3 separate regions of the Mus musculus genome follow, and regions 1 and 2 are each linked to region 3. The links are chromatin loops, found by intact Hi-C in ENCODE. Cell type or tissue: heart. All regions are shown on one strand. Region 1 has its middle 4.8 kb from the start of Asah2. Region 2 holds the start of Minpp1 (multiple inositol polyphosphate histidine phosphatase 1). Region 3 overlaps Asah2 (N-acylsphingosine amidohydrolase 2).

Region 1 (5,000 bases), 77 kb after region 3:
AGAAGTTGCTCTAGGAATTTCTTGTAAAATTAAATATAAGCTCAGAAAGTTGGACATAGCTCTACTGAAAGATTCAGCAATACCACTCCTGGGCATATACGCAGAAGATGCTCCAACTTGTAATAAGGACACATGCTCCACTATGTTCATAGCAGCCTTATTTATAATAGCCAGAAGCTGGAAAGAACCCAGATGTCCCTCAACAGAGGAATGGATACAGAAAATTTACTCAGCTATTAAAAACAATGAATTCATGAAATTCTTAGACAAATGGATGGATCTGGAGGATATCCTAAGTAAGGTAACCCAATCACAAAAGAACACAAATGATATGTATTCACTGATAAGAGGATATTAGCCCAGAAGCTCAGAATACCCAAGATACAATTTCCAAAACACATGAAACTCAAGAAGAAGGAAGACCAAAGTGTGGGTACTTCGATCCTTCTCAGAAGGAGTAACAAAATACCCATGGAAGGAGTTACAGAGACAAAGTTTGGAGCAGAGACTGAAGGAATGACCATCCAGAGACTGCCCCACCTGGGGATCCATCCCATAAACAGCCACCAAACCCAGACACTATTGCAGATGTCAACAAGAGCTTGCTGACACGAGCCTGATATAGCTATCTTCTAAGAGGCTCTGCCAGTGCCTGGCAAATACAGAAGTGGATGCTCACAGCCATCCGTTAGACGGAGCATAGGGTTCCCAATGAAGGAGCTCGAGAAAGGACCCAAGGAGCTAAAGGGGTTTGCAGCCCCATAAGAGGAACAACAATATGAACGAACCAGTAACCCCAGAGCTCCCTGGGACTAAACCACCAATCAAAGAAAACACATGGTGGGACTCATGGCTCTTTTTATTAGATATTTTCTATGTAGCAGAGGATGGCCTAGTTGGTCATCAATGGGAGGAGAGGCCCTTGGTCCTGTGAAGGTTCTATGCCCCAGTATAGAGAAACACCTGGGTCAGGAAGCAGGAGTTGGGTAGTGGGGGGAGGGGGAGAGGATAGGGGATTTTCAGAGGGGAAACTAGGAAAGGGGATAACATTTGAAATGTAAATAAAGAAAATATCTAATAAAAAAGGAAAAAAATTAAATATAAGTCTACCACCACAGCCCATCAATTCACACCTCCATATTTATCCACAGGAAAACACACACACATGCATCCCAGCCTGGGCACTGTATGCTTATGCAGGGATATTCTTGGCTGCTTTATTCATACCAATACTCACCAAGAGTTGAGCTGTGGCATGCTTGTTCAATTTGTTACTACTCCCTAACAGAAAGAGTGAATTGTACACACACACACACTTAAATGTAACTGTGATCCAAGAGCTGGCAGAAAGAACTTCAGAGAAGAAGAATATTCATTCCATGATCCTTTGGCCCTACGCCTTTATACAGGATGTCATGGCATGGGGAGTGTGGAAGGGAAGCATTACTCACTTCCAGGGCAATCAGGAAGCAAAAAGAAAGGAAATATGGACATTGAGATACCTTCCTCACTTTCCATTGTGTCAGGGTTCCCATGTCATGGGCTAGCGCTGCTCACAGTCAGCCCTAAGAGGTCTTCTCTGGGAAAGCCTTCATATATACACCCACAGCTATTTCCTCAGAGACCCATTTGCAACTCCTGAGAGAGAGAGAGAGAGAGAGAGAGAGAGAGAGAGATCTCCTGCCAGGTAGAGTCAAGGCAGCTCTGGGCCTACAACCCAGGCTCAAGGCTAGGGACTGAAGATTCTATTGACCTTGGTGGAAGAACAGAAAGGTTTGGAGATGGAACCAAATGTCTTGTGTACATTTTAGCAAAATTGTTTCTGTTATCTTGTGTCTTTGCCTCCCATGGCCCTGTAGTATAAAAAGGCTATGAGAAATACATTTGCTACTGACTGGTATTTACCAGTGTTCTCCCGTACCCGTCTCTTTCTTCTTCCTATCTTTCTATCTTTCCCCCCTTCCCCATCAGAGGACTTTGCAACGTCAGGACCAGTGCAGTGTGGTGTCTCAAACAGAGGTCAGCTCTGAGAGTATAGGGGATTAAGTGGGGGAAATCCGGAGCACTCCGAAAAGGTAAAGGTATGTTGAGAATTTCCTCCGAGGTACAGACATGGGAGAATACAGATAATTGGAAAAAACTGAGGAGATCGTAAAAAGTAAAAGTCCAGGGGAAAAAGTGGGAAATGGAAACGGCCGTACGCTTCTTGAAGTAAACATGCTATGCCATATGCTTGGTTAAAGTGGAGCAACAGCAATCACATAATTGTTTTAGATCTTGTAGTGAACGGTTGTCCTTGGTTTCCTGAGGAAGGTACAATAAAGTTAGCAACCTGGAAGAAGGTTGGGGAAAGACTTCAAGTTATTACCATGTGCATGGACCAGGTAAAGTGCCTGTAGATACCTTTAGCCTTTGAACCTTGATAAGAGTTAGGAGAAGTGGCTTTTGGAGAGGCCAACCCGGTCCGAAAGAGATGGAAACAGAAAGTAAGCTGTTCCGGAGTGGCTCAGGAGGCTCGCAGCGGGCGGGCGGGCGGGCCGCTGGTCTCCCGTCTCCAGCAGGCCCAGCTCGGTGCTTGCTCTCTGCCCGGGCGTCCACAGACCCCTGGGGCAGGCAGGGGTGGAGATGGCGGCAGCGGCGAGACGGGGGAGAGAAAAGGCTCCGCGATTGAGCCGGGAGAGAGAAGTGGCGCAGGAGAGAGCACAGGACCCCGCAGCCCGAGCGAGCGAGCGGCCTCCTGGAGCGCTCTCGCCCCTCCCTTTTCCTGCAGCTCCCTCCTCCTCCAGAGGCAGCAGGCCACCAGCTCCAGGCTCACAGCTCAGGCACTGACAAGCAGTAAGGAGTCCTGATTTCCACGGAGAGGGCCTCAAATTTACATTATGGAAACTAACATATATCATACAAGCAAGTCAGGGATTATGTACATTGAAACATGTCTAGTCTATAAAGTTTATGTTTTATTTGTGTCCTTAGTAACTATATACATATTTACTACATCCATATTCACACATGCATGTGTGTATATAAATTATTCACATTAAAAATAAATTATACGTTGAATAGAAGTTATACAAAATAAATACAGATTATATACGGTAAATATAAATTATATACACTGAATGTGATTTATATACATTATAACTGCATACATTATATACAATGAATAAAAATCATGTACACTGAATAAATATTAATGATATATTTTAAATGAAAATGATGTACATTAGGTGAAAATTAGATATGTTAAAATATGAACTATATATAAGTTAAATCTATAAAATATGAGTTATAATCTATATAAAATACATAATTTCATATTTCCTCAAGGACAGGGAATTATGGAATGAGCCCCTGGAGATCTAAAAAATCATTTGTGACCCCTTAATGCATATAGTTCCTCGTGTTGTAGTGACCCTCTCCCATAAAATTATTTTTGCTGCTACTTCATAACTGTAACTGTAATTTTGCTACTGCTGTGAATGGTAACATAAATACCTGTGCTTTCCAACTGTCCTAGGCCATCCCTGAGAAAATTTCGGGCGACACCTTCAAAGGAATTGCAACCCACAAGTTGAGAACCACTGACCTAGGAGATTGTTGATAGCGGTGTACTGGTCCAACCAGTACGAACTCAAACAGTCCTGTGTGTGTGTGTGTGTGTGTGTGTGTGTGTGTGTGTGTGTGTATGACACTTACCATAGATGAATATATAAATATAAGCAGAGTAAAATAAACCAGATGTCGAGAATACTTATTGAATACATGGTATTATGGGAAAGTCGTGGAGGGGTAGATACATATCTCAGTGGTAGAGCATTTGCCTAATCCTACCACAGTAAAAAAGAAGGAAAATAAATATGTGGCTATCATTGCTGTACTAAAGCACCATGACCAGAAACAACTTGGGGAGTAAGGGGTCTATTCAGTTTACATACCCTGGATTACAATCCACTGACAATGTATCAAATAGGACATGATCCCTCAAGGGATGGTGAGGGTAAGATTTTCATTGTAGATAAGAGGGAGAGTGAAGTCTTTCTCATATCTTCAATACAACATAAAGAATCCCTCATATCTACAATCAAATATGCACCAGAGGAAGAGTCCAGAGCAGGGAGAGAAAGTAGTAGACCAAACATGGCCAGGAGACTGATCCAGACCATGAGAGGGCGTGGGGAGAGGGGGACCAAGAGAGGAAGACAAAAGAGAGAGGGAGCCAAGAGAACCCATGGCGGAGATGGCAGAGGAAGGAGAATCTGAGGAAAGGGAACCCTGCGAGCTGGGGAAGTGTAGGGTAGCCCATGGGGTGAGAACCCCAAGATGCCAGAATAACTGGCATTTATGATGCTGAGAGTTAGGAGGCCAGCATGGGCTTTGATATGCTAATAGGCACCAGACTTAGCTATTTGTCCCAGTTCTTTGGACCCCAGCAGGAACTCATTCTGGGTGGAAACCTGGAGGCAGGAACTGATGCAGAGGCCTTGGTGCTGCTTACTGGCTTGCACCTTCTGGCTTGCTCAGCCTGCTTTGGCATGGAACCCAGGCCAGCTCACCTGCAACAGGCTGGGCCTTCCCTTATCAGCCACTGATTAAGAGCATGTCCTACAGAATTACATACAGCCTGATCGTGTGGAAATATTTTCCTAACTAAGGTCCCCTCTTCTCAGATGAGTCTCCTTGCCTGAAGGTGACATAAAAACTAGCAAGCATGGTAGTAGAAACAAATAGTGGGACTTTACCTCAGCTCTTCATGGCTAGTCAAGGTTGACTGGAAAAGGTAAAGGAAACTTTCTCATGAGATAGCATTATTTGATATCATGATAGATGTTTGGGTTATATAAATGCATACATTTCTCAAACAGCTTATTTGCATATTTTATCATTAAATTGTGAATATACATTTTTTTCCTGAAAACACTGGGTCTTATTGATTAATGTTGGTCATAGATGCCACAGTAGAGATGATGTTAAGCCTTCCTTTCCCTAAGGAGCAGAGGGGT
Region 2 (5,000 bases), 460 kb after region 3:
TCCATCAAAGTATGACTAGCATCAAGAAAACAAATGACACCACATGATGGCTAGGGTGAAGCAAAAAAGGAATCCGTGTCAGGGTGGGTTGAAGTGTAAACTGATGTAGCCATTATAGTGTAGCTGCAAAACAGAACTACTGTGTATCCCAGGTATACACTCAGGTATTCACCTAAAGGCGTCCACACCCTACTATGGAGATGCTTGCTCTGCCATACTTATAGTAGCTCTAGTCACAATTACAAGGAAATGAAATCAGTCTATATTTCCATCAACAGATAAATAACAACAGTACTTATATACACTGGGATTTTACTCACCCATATAGAAAAATGAAATTTTCCCAAAAACTGATAGAACTGGAAGACATTTAGGCTTAAAAAAGCAAACACATTCTCTCTCATGTTTGGATTTTAGTGTATATATGTGAGTGCTTGTTGACACTAGGAAACTAAAAAGGGGCCCAGGAAGAACAAAGGAAACTTTGTAAGGGTGAGGAGTGGGCATGGTTCTAGAACACATTTGATAAGGAATGAGGGACACTGGGAAAGGGCTTAAGTAGGGGATCCAAGCTGGGCCATGGAGGAGAGGTCAGGGCTGGAGGAGGTTCAGCAAAAACTAAGCATGTATGAAAAGGGCACAAGGAAACCTACTGCTTTGTAAACTATCAAAGTACAATTGAAAAAAATGTCTTATACTGAAAACAAATAACAACGCAAGCACCTTAGTCTATAAGGTGTAAGGCTTAAAATTCAATGAATACTAATTTAAGTAACCTCCTGTGAAAAGTAAGACTGGTCACGAATTTTTAGTCATTTAAACACTACAAAATGACATATCAAAAAAAAAAAAAAAAGCACAGTTCTGTTAGAATTCCCCCACTCCTGAGCCTTAAAATTTCAGCATTCAAGTTGGAATTTACTCTGGATTTTTATAACATTTTCTTCTTGGTCAGTGCTTAACAGTACAATTTTCTGTACCATTAAGTACAGATGGTAACTGTCCTTATGAGAAAGATCCAATGTGGCCAATGTGGTTAAAATCTCCTTGGGTTTGGATCATTTTATCATTTAATAATCTTCCTTAATTGTCATACATACTGAGGTTTGGGTAGGAAAAAAACAAACAAACAAGGTATTTAGATTCAAGATTTTTGAGTCCAAGATTCGGAGCTATGTGGCCTGACAGACACTCAACTGTTGGGGTTGACTCAGTGACTGAGTGCTTAATGGTTTTGAAAAAGACCCCAGTTTAGTTTACAGTACACATGACAGCTCACAACAGCCTGAAACTCCCGTTCTAGGGACTCCAACGCTTTATTCTAGCCTTCGTGGGCTCACAAATGTTGTACATATAGTCATGCTAGTTCACACATGCACATTTTAAAATCTCAACTGATTTGCATATCTAACTACATGGGAGAATATGGGTGTTTCCTCCATACAGTGATGAGGTCATATTTAATAATGGAGTGCATCTGTGAGGCCATGATTCAGTGTGCTCAAATTATAAGGACGGCTGTTTCTATTCTCTCAATGGCCTTTGGCATAAACAAGCTTACAATCTTGAGGTGGTGTGTCAGCTCTAGCCTACATTAAAATCATACTTAAATTGAAGCCCAGGGCTTAAATTTCTGAAGGAATAAGCCCCTTTCTAAATTCATGGCTCTGAGGTGTCCTGCTTATTTTCAAACTCTTAACAAGAGGGTCGGGGGAGGGCGTGTGCTTCAGGAGGTATCTTGTAAGCAAAGGCCACAGACGTTCTTTCTCGAGGGATCTTGAGACTGATCGTTCAGGGGCCACATGTTGAAAACACACCGTAAGGGACAAAAGCCATCTCCTATAGCTTCTCTTTTGGTAGAAGCCGGGCTACCTACTAGAAAAAGGAAAGGATTCATGTGTGCTCTTTTACCACACCGAAAAACCTAAACAGCTCAGGAATCTTTGAATCGGTTCCTGAGGCGCCAAGCTGCCGGACAGTCGCCCACGCTCCGGGTCAACTGACGCCGGCTCCACCTGCGCCCGGTGTCACACGCTCGTCGGAGGTTTCCGCCTCTCCACTTGTCCACACCGAAGCTCCGAGACGATCGGCCACACTCGCTCGGTGACAGCACCGGAGACCACGCTTGCCTTCTGAGGTTCCCGGGCCGGAAGTGCGCTCTGCTCCCGCCCCCGCCGGCGGATCCGGAAGTGGGGGTCGGCAAGCGGCGCGCCGCCCTCCGCGGGGCCCCCGGGCACGATGCTTCGCGGCGCGCGCAGCCACCTCCCGGCCTCGGTAGCGCCCGCCGCGGTCCTGGCTGCGGCGCTGCTCTCGTCGTTCGCGCGCTGCTCTCTCCCGGGGCGCGGCGACCCGGTGGCTTCGGTGCTCAGCCCCTACTTCGGCACGAAGACACGCTACGAAGATGCCAACCCCTGGCTGCTGGTCGATCCGGTGGCGCCGCGGCGGGACCCGGAGCTGCTGGCGGGGACCTGCACCCCGGTGCAGCTGGTCGCCCTCATCCGTCACGGCACCCGCTACCCTACGACCAAGCAGATCCGCAAGCTGAAGCAGCTGCAGGGGCTGCTGCAGACCCGCGAGTCCCGGGATGGCGGGAGCCAAGTGGCCGCCGCGCTGGCCGAGTGGCCGCTGTGGTACGGTGACTGGATGGACGGGCAGCTGGTGGAGAAGGGGCGGCAGGACATGCGACAGCTGGCCCTGCGTCTGGCTGCCCTCTTCCCAGACCTCTTCAGCCGGGAGAACTACGACCGCCTGCGGCTGATCACCAGCTCCAAGCACCGCTGTGTGGACAGCAGCGCCGCCTTCCTCCAGGGGTTGTGGCAGCATTACCACCCAGGACTGCCACCTCCCGACGTCTCAGGTGACAGCGCGCTCCGCCTTCCCTAGACTGCGGACTCCCTCATCCAGCCTCCCCTCGTGTCCCTTTTTGTCACCTCCCTTTCCCGCTTGCGTTCTCGGGACCCAGGATGTGGACTTGGTTGTCTCTGTTGTTTTAGTAATACGCTTGTCCATTCACTCATCAGGTGTGAATTCCTAGCATTTTCTGCGCAAGAGTGCAGTAGGGGACGCTGGAGACCCAGCTAGAAGGAGGGGAAAGAAAGTATCGCTTCTCGTTTTACATTCCACATTCCCAAATCGCGTTATCCCCCCGAGTGCCAACCTAGCTTCTTTTCCCTTCCTGGCAAGTAGTTTAACACCTGGGCGCACTTAATAATATAGAACTTTCTTCCTCCCAAACTGCTTGTGAGAATTGGGAGTTTTGTTGTTTTGTTTTTTTGACACAGGGTTTCTCAGCCCTGGTTGTCCTGGACTCGCTTTGTAGGCTATGCTGGCTTCACAGAGATCCACCTGCCTCTGCCTCCTGAGGGCTGGGATCACAGGACTTTTGGCTTTTTTGTTGTTGTTGTTGTTAACAACATCTTTTCCTGTGTTTCGACATTTACAAGGATTTTTTAGGAAGCTGCTCCTCAAAGCCTCTTTAAGCCTTACTTAGGGTTAGGGTACCCTGTTTCGTTCTTGTGTTTGCTGTAGTTTCCCTTGTTGTAGCTGTGGTCCGTAGTCACATGTATATTACCTCACCTACTTATTCCATTATTATACGGCTTCGGGATTTCGGGGCACAAGTAGTGGAATCCTCATTTCACAGGTGAAGAAGCCAAGAGTGTGTCCCCTTCATCACCCTTATATAGTGGTGAACTAGTCAGGCCCAGTATCCAGATTTGTGGCTTTTCTAGAGTGGTGAGTTTTCCTTCGGAAAATGTTTTAGCTGTTGCGGCAAACGGTAACGCTTTCTGTGTGCCGAGCATCCTGTACACTGGGCACTTAACACTGCTTTATGAAGTTGCTAAGTGTGTCCCCTGCCAATCTCACGCACAAGAAATGAAGCAAAAGGTACCAAATAATTTGCAGATTTTCATACAGTTAGACAAGGACCTAGGGAATCTTATATAGAGCTTGCTCTCAACGCTATGCATACGGCTTCCCTGTAAGATAACTTGAAGAAAATAGCGTGGGGGTTAGGAGTGGATAAGTGTTAGCAACTGCTTATCAGTTTGAGCCTCAGAGAACTGAAGCAAGGACATTAGCCGACAAAGACTCAAACAACAGAAAAATTCAGTTTCCCATTTCTCCCCTAATACTTAAAAACCTCTTAGAGATTTCCACATGGTTGTGTGTTGTGTTACTAATTTGAATAACTCAACTGGCTGATGTATGTATGTATGTATGCTTATTTGTTGAGTATGCTTTTTAATTATGGCTACTTTTTTTTTCTCATTAGATTGAGTGAACATCTTCCTAAATCCATTCAAATGAACTTGAGTGTCAAAACTAGAACATTTAAAGTAGCACAACAGGGCTGCTGAGATGGCTCAGCAGGTTCAGGGGCTTGCAGCCACGCCTGACGCCCTGTGTCGGGTCCCTGGGTGCATGTTGTGAAAGGGAGAACTGAGTCATGCTAGTTGCACACTAAATGAACACCAATAAATCTCTTTTTTTCCAATTTTTTATTAGATATTTTCTTCATTTACATTTCATATACTATCCGGAAAGTCCCTTATACCCTCCCCCCGCCCTGCTCCCCTACCCACTCACTCCCTCTTCTTTGTCCTGGTGTTCCCCTGTACTGGGGCATATAAAGTTTGCAAGACCAATGGGCCTCTCTTCCCAATGATGGCCAACTAGGCCATCCTCTGCTACATATGCAGCTAGAGACATGAACTCTGGGGGTACTGGTTAGTTCATATTGTTGTTCCACCTATAGGGTTGCAGACCCCTTCAGCTCCTTGGGTACTTTCTCGAGCTGCTCCATCGGGGGCCCTGTGTTCCATCCAATAGGTGACTGTGAGCATCCACTTCTGTGTTTGCCAGACACTAAAAGCACAATGTACACTGTGTAAAAATATATTGGACCTCGTAGGCTAAATGAATTTCTGTCTCAGATTGTATTGCCAGAGATCAGAACAGCTCAGGGTAAAGCTGTCCCTCATTGTTTCAGTCACAGA
Region 3 (5,000 bases):
GAGAAATGCTTCAGAACATGTGGTAATGGACTCTCGAAGGAAATGAAATGGTTCATGCAAAGGCTACAGATGTGAAGAGATGTGTCCAGAGAATGGGCAGGTGAGCAGGGGGCAAAGCAGAAGAGGCTGGACAAAGGGGAGTAGCCACTGGACAAGGCAGACCACCCAAATGTCAAGCCACTGAAGCCCAAAGGATAACTGTCACTGTGTTAATTCTCAAGGAATGCACACCTTGTTGTGTTTTCTGCATCAAGGAAGTCACAATTACCCACACTAATGCCTGTGGAGAAATCAACTGCTAAGAATTTCTCTTGATTAGAATACAGATTTAATTTATTTATTTCATCTACTTTCGGGGTTAGAAGATCTGCTCACTTGCAATAAGTATTCAAACTGTCATCTGAATTGTAGAAAAAGAAGATATATTATTTTTCTTCTCTCCCCTTTGAAACGTATGCTATTAAAATGCTGGTGTGTCACAACATCTAAAGCACTACGGTAGTAGTGAATATTGATAAACACATACAGAGACAGTCACATTAGCTTTGAATGGCCATATGGCTACAATTCATTTTATCTGTTAGAAAGAATATTCTTTAAAGCAAAGTTCCAATGAGAGGAGGAAAAACTTAGTTTCTCAGAAGGCGTTCAAATGAGACATACAAGGATGAAAATGTTCCTGGTGGGAAATGCTTTAAAAATGAGGGTGACATCATACCCAACTGTCAGAAAGGACAGGGAACGCTATTCAAGTCACTGTAATGCAATCAAGAGCCTTCCCAGAGAGCAAATCCCAGGGAGCACTTCCACTACAAACCTCTTCGCTACAAAGCTCACTACAAAATCCCAGAGACGGAAAAGCGATAAACTTCAGCTGGATTTATAAATAAAGAAGCATCATAATAAGACAGCATAAATAAGTTTTTCTCCTGAACAAATAAGACATTGGAGGAGGAAGACCCTGGAGTTAAGGACTGAATATGAAATGTGTTTCTACTCTGGAAAGCTCTTAAATATTCTAAAACAATAACAAGCCTAGCAAAAGTTCCATTCACAGCTCTGGGCCTAGGGAATAAACTTTATATAAACTGTACCCTGTGTAGCAGGTACAGACAGGGGGCCCCTGGGAACATAACTCCAGTCTCTCTTAGTTCACTGAGTCGGAAACCTCAGTCAGTCCAGAAAAGGCAAAAAGAAGGAATGGATTGGTAAGACATCTTGCAAGAGCCTCTGTACTAGCTGTAGGCCAATCCAGACTAAATGTTCACAGACAAGGAAATGACATTCAAAAGTTGAGTTCATGAAGTTTCATGGGAACTCTTTGAACAATACAAAAAGTTATCCTGAGTTTATAATCAAAGTAAAGCTTCAATAAGACCACACCTGCTTAGCACGGGCCCTAAATCTGATGGCTGACATACTTAAACAATAGAAAAAAACAGAACAAACAAACAATATGAAGCAATGCCCAGAGCCTAAAGGAAACATGACATGAGGATGAAGGACACCCTGGAGTGCTGTGTCCACAGGCGAGAAAGCCAAGGATTGACGGCCACCAGTAAAAGCTAAGAACAGCCGGGCACAGATTCTCCCTCAAAGGAAGGAACTAACCCCATCAATGCCTTGGTTTTGGATTTCTGATCTCCTGATGTATTAGAGAACAAGATAAAAGTCCCTCTATCCATGATTAGCCTCCAAGAGAAAGTAATACACAGAGTATATATTATAGTGGCTAAGATACCAACTCCAGAGTGAGGGTCAAGCAGCATTCACTAATTTGAACCAGAGCTTTTAATGTCTGTAACAGAAATCATAAGTGCTTGAGATAATATCTACCTCTGAGGGTACTATTACTGATAGTCTGGTAATGATGATCATGAAGAAAACACAAAAATCCATGAGCATAGATATTTGTAGGACTGATAGTATTAATGCAATGTTAAAATAAGCAGTGAGTGAATTACACATGCCACCCATGTATGTTAAAATGATTACATGAGGAAACTCTGCCCTCTAGTGGCAGAGATTGGATGCTCATTAAATACCCATAAGCACGTTCATTTCCCAAGCTAACTTGAAGGGTGGGGCATGTGAACCTTTTTGACTAATGATAAGCTTGCAGAAGGACCAATCAATAATCACTAGATTTCCATAAACCATCACTGTGTTAAGCTACTGGAGTTTCATGCCCTGCCTGTTGTGGTATTTGACATGAGTTATTTTAACGAAGACACCTGTGTCACCTCCCTTACAATTCTTACCTCACCCCACTGGAAAATTTGGGGGAAAGAGAAGAAAAGATGGCTCAGTGAAGGATACCGGAAGCATTATTTGGACCATAATTGGACTCAAATGGAACCGAACTCTTTCTATAATACTCAGATAAGGGAAAGACAATGAGCTGTGGTCAAAGGAGGCTTTCTGGGTTTACTGATGACAGCATCTTCCGAGTAGTTTCACATCCCCACATCTGAGGAGAGACAGACACTCTTCACTAGCCCTTTTCTTCATCCTCAAAAAATCCTGCCCAAGAAATGCCTTTGCAATGATGATGTTAGGGAGACGCTTCGCTGGTGGATTCTATCCTTATGATATGACCAAGAAATCCACAAAGGAAAACTAGGAAGCTGTCAGCAATGGTGTTCTGTGGAAATTCAGCCCAGCTAGGAAATGAAGAAAGCTGGAGGAAAACAACAGAGTTTTGACTTTGCTGAGTCTATTTCTTGTTAGGAATTGTGATGAATGATGTCACTGGCCTAGCAAGAATCAGGCTATGCTCTGATGTACATTTACATCGGGAACACAAGGAGGGGGACGCATGCAGACTGCTCGGCAGCACTGGATAGTTAGAGCTCGAAAGTTAAGTATCCCCTTGGAAGTCCAACTTCAAGTCTGCCCTCAGGTTCCAACTTCAAGGAAAGAGCTGAAGGAAATCTTTGGCAAATGCAGATTAGCTGAAGAGTTGTTATCACAATGACTAGACACATACATTCCCACATAATGCGATGCTTACATTTCAATTACAAAATATAATGGAATGTATTCTCTTATGAACATTATATATATACATATACATATGTATATGTATATATATATGAATACTATGAAAAAATTTAACTGGTAATATAAAACACTAATATTAAAACATATCCATAAGTTATTGCTTAATAAAAATAAGTAAAACTTTATATATAATAAAATCCTACCTTATAAATTAACAAATTAGCAAAAGTTTAAATGACTATGCCACAAAATGTTCACAAAAGCTGTCTCTAATCCTCAAGATTAACAGATGACTTTTTATTTAAATTATTTCCTTTAGGGCTCAGAATTTGAAAACTATGTGTGCATGAAAGTCTTTTAAATAACAAGAAACTGTGGCCACCACTAGGACAATGTCACTGCTAAAAATCATAGGACCAAAGCAAGAGAAATATGTCCTGGTTATTAAGGCTGGGGTGGCAAAGTCTTATGAGACAAGAGATACAGTTACCCTGAGTGGATCACTGAGAACTACAATCTGCCATGTAAAGGCAGCTTTTAAATCTTCCCCAGTTCAAAAGAGTGCGATGAGACAGGAGTAAAGCACTGTGGACAAGAAACATATCACACACAATAGGAGGCACATGAAAGTCAGGCTACAGAATGATCACTTCCTGGGATGAGACTGACCACACCCGTGGGATGCTGGAGTGCTCAAGTTTACAGCAAAGACGGACAACAGTTAGAAGCAGCAGTGCCTCACGCAAAGGGAAAAAGGAAGGTTGAAAAAATGATTTTTCAAAACCACATTGAAATGTCTGCCCCGCTTAATTAATTATATTTAATAAAACTGCACAGATTTTGAGGCAAAAATATATATAAGATATGAAGAGGGTTGCCACAAGATTTAGTGAGCACCAAACTCTGTTCAACCATCGCAGTGTGAGAATGAGCAGTATCTATATTTTTCATGGAATTTGAAAGTTTTAGTGCTTGCTGAGTGAAATCAGGTAAGCACCCACCCTTACCATATGTCTTTTTGTTCACACTTATTTTATTTTTTTTTACAATTGTTTTTGTATAGGAAGATTAACTCTTACCACATTGGGCTTATGGTAAGATAATTATGTGATTTAAAAAAAAACCATTTCCTGCCTGCTTTTCTAAATTCTTCATGTTCCTTATGGTGAAAACATTTTCTTTCCATACTGAAAAAAAAAAAATGAAATTTGTGTGGAGGAAAACAAAACAACCCCCCCCCCACAGATTTCTTCTGGTTAGGAACTTTCCCAGAAATCAATGATTAGATAAGTTCAAGGTCTCTTGTCATCTGGTTTTTATGGTTTTGATTTCTGGAGCTGGGACGCATTCTGTTATCAGTCAAGGGTCATTACTCTGGCATCTGAAAGTCCTTACCAAGCACCCTCCCATTCCAAGAGGTAGCAGACCTAGCAGCAGGCACGCAGTCACCTTGACTTCACTGGAGAAGAGCAAGGCACAGAAGGAAGAACAGGGCAGAGAGCCAGTGCTGGCTTTCAGAGCTACTCAGAAAAGAGTAGGACAGGAAAGACCCACAAGGACAGAGATCAGAGCTTCCCAAAGCAGGGCTAGCGCTGGTGGAGACGATTAAGATGGGGTAACATGGGAGAAAAAAAATGAAGATGGGTTAGCATGGTGGTTGCCTGCAATAGTAGCACCGGGAAGTCTGAGCCAAGAAGATCATACCTTTGAGGACTGGGCTACACATGGGACCCTGTTTCAATACTTTAAAAATGGTTTCTTGAAAAGATGCCGAGCTCCAGACAGCCGGCCACCTTCCTGGTGAGAGCACGGGGGTCTGCCCGGCCTGAGAGGTTTGTGGCACAGGCGCCGGCGGGAGCCTTCTTGGCTCCGGGACTCCGCGGAGGGCAGGCTGCACGGGTGACCGTGTGGAATACAGAGTGCCAGCCGTTTCTGGGACGGGCGAGAGTCGCAGAGCTTCTGGGCGGCGCCATCTTCAGCTCCAGACAACCAGCCAC

The links. A loop is a pair of places that touch in the nucleus more often than their neighbours do. Peaks named below come from ENCODE experiments on the same cell type or tissue, not always from the same donor. Only the 100,000 strongest peaks of a DNase experiment are listed, where the experiment ranks them.
Region 1: a loop joins it to region 3, with 2.3 times the contacts of the local background. A loop is called at or near these places in 6 of 42 quality-filtered maps.
Region 2: it touches region 3 in a loop (4-fold over the local background); 2 of 42 quality-filtered maps call a loop at or near these places.

The regions. Positions count from the first base shown.
Region 1 is chr19:32,105,455-32,110,454 of GRCm38, forward strand. No RefSeq gene overlaps it. Among named protein-coding and RNA genes, the nearest start is that of Asah2, 4.8 kb to the left of the region's middle. RefSeq lists an enhancer at 1,197-2,864. In heart, a CTCF peak has its summit at 2,780; a DNase peak (open chromatin) is centred at 2,637; H3K4me3 peaks cover 1,519 bases; H3K27ac peaks cover 1,760 bases.
Region 2 is chr19:32,483,703-32,488,702 of GRCm38, forward strand. Minpp1 (multiple inositol polyphosphate histidine phosphatase 1) reads left to right here and starts at 2,067. Exons shown (of 5, transcript NM_010799.2): 1 at 2,067-2,857. The coding sequence starts at 2,239. In heart, a CTCF peak has its summit at 2,820; DNase peaks (open chromatin) are centred at 2,279 and 2,799; H3K4me3 peaks cover 3,299 bases; H3K27ac peaks cover 2,233 bases.
Region 3 is chr19:32,028,614-32,033,613 of GRCm38, forward strand. The region is part of intron 10 of Asah2 (N-acylsphingosine amidohydrolase 2); the gene reads right to left. Among named protein-coding and RNA genes, the nearest start is that of Asah2, 72 kb to the right of the region's middle. In heart, a CTCF peak has its summit at 2,023 (motif pointing left); no DNase peak of the experiment used is centred here.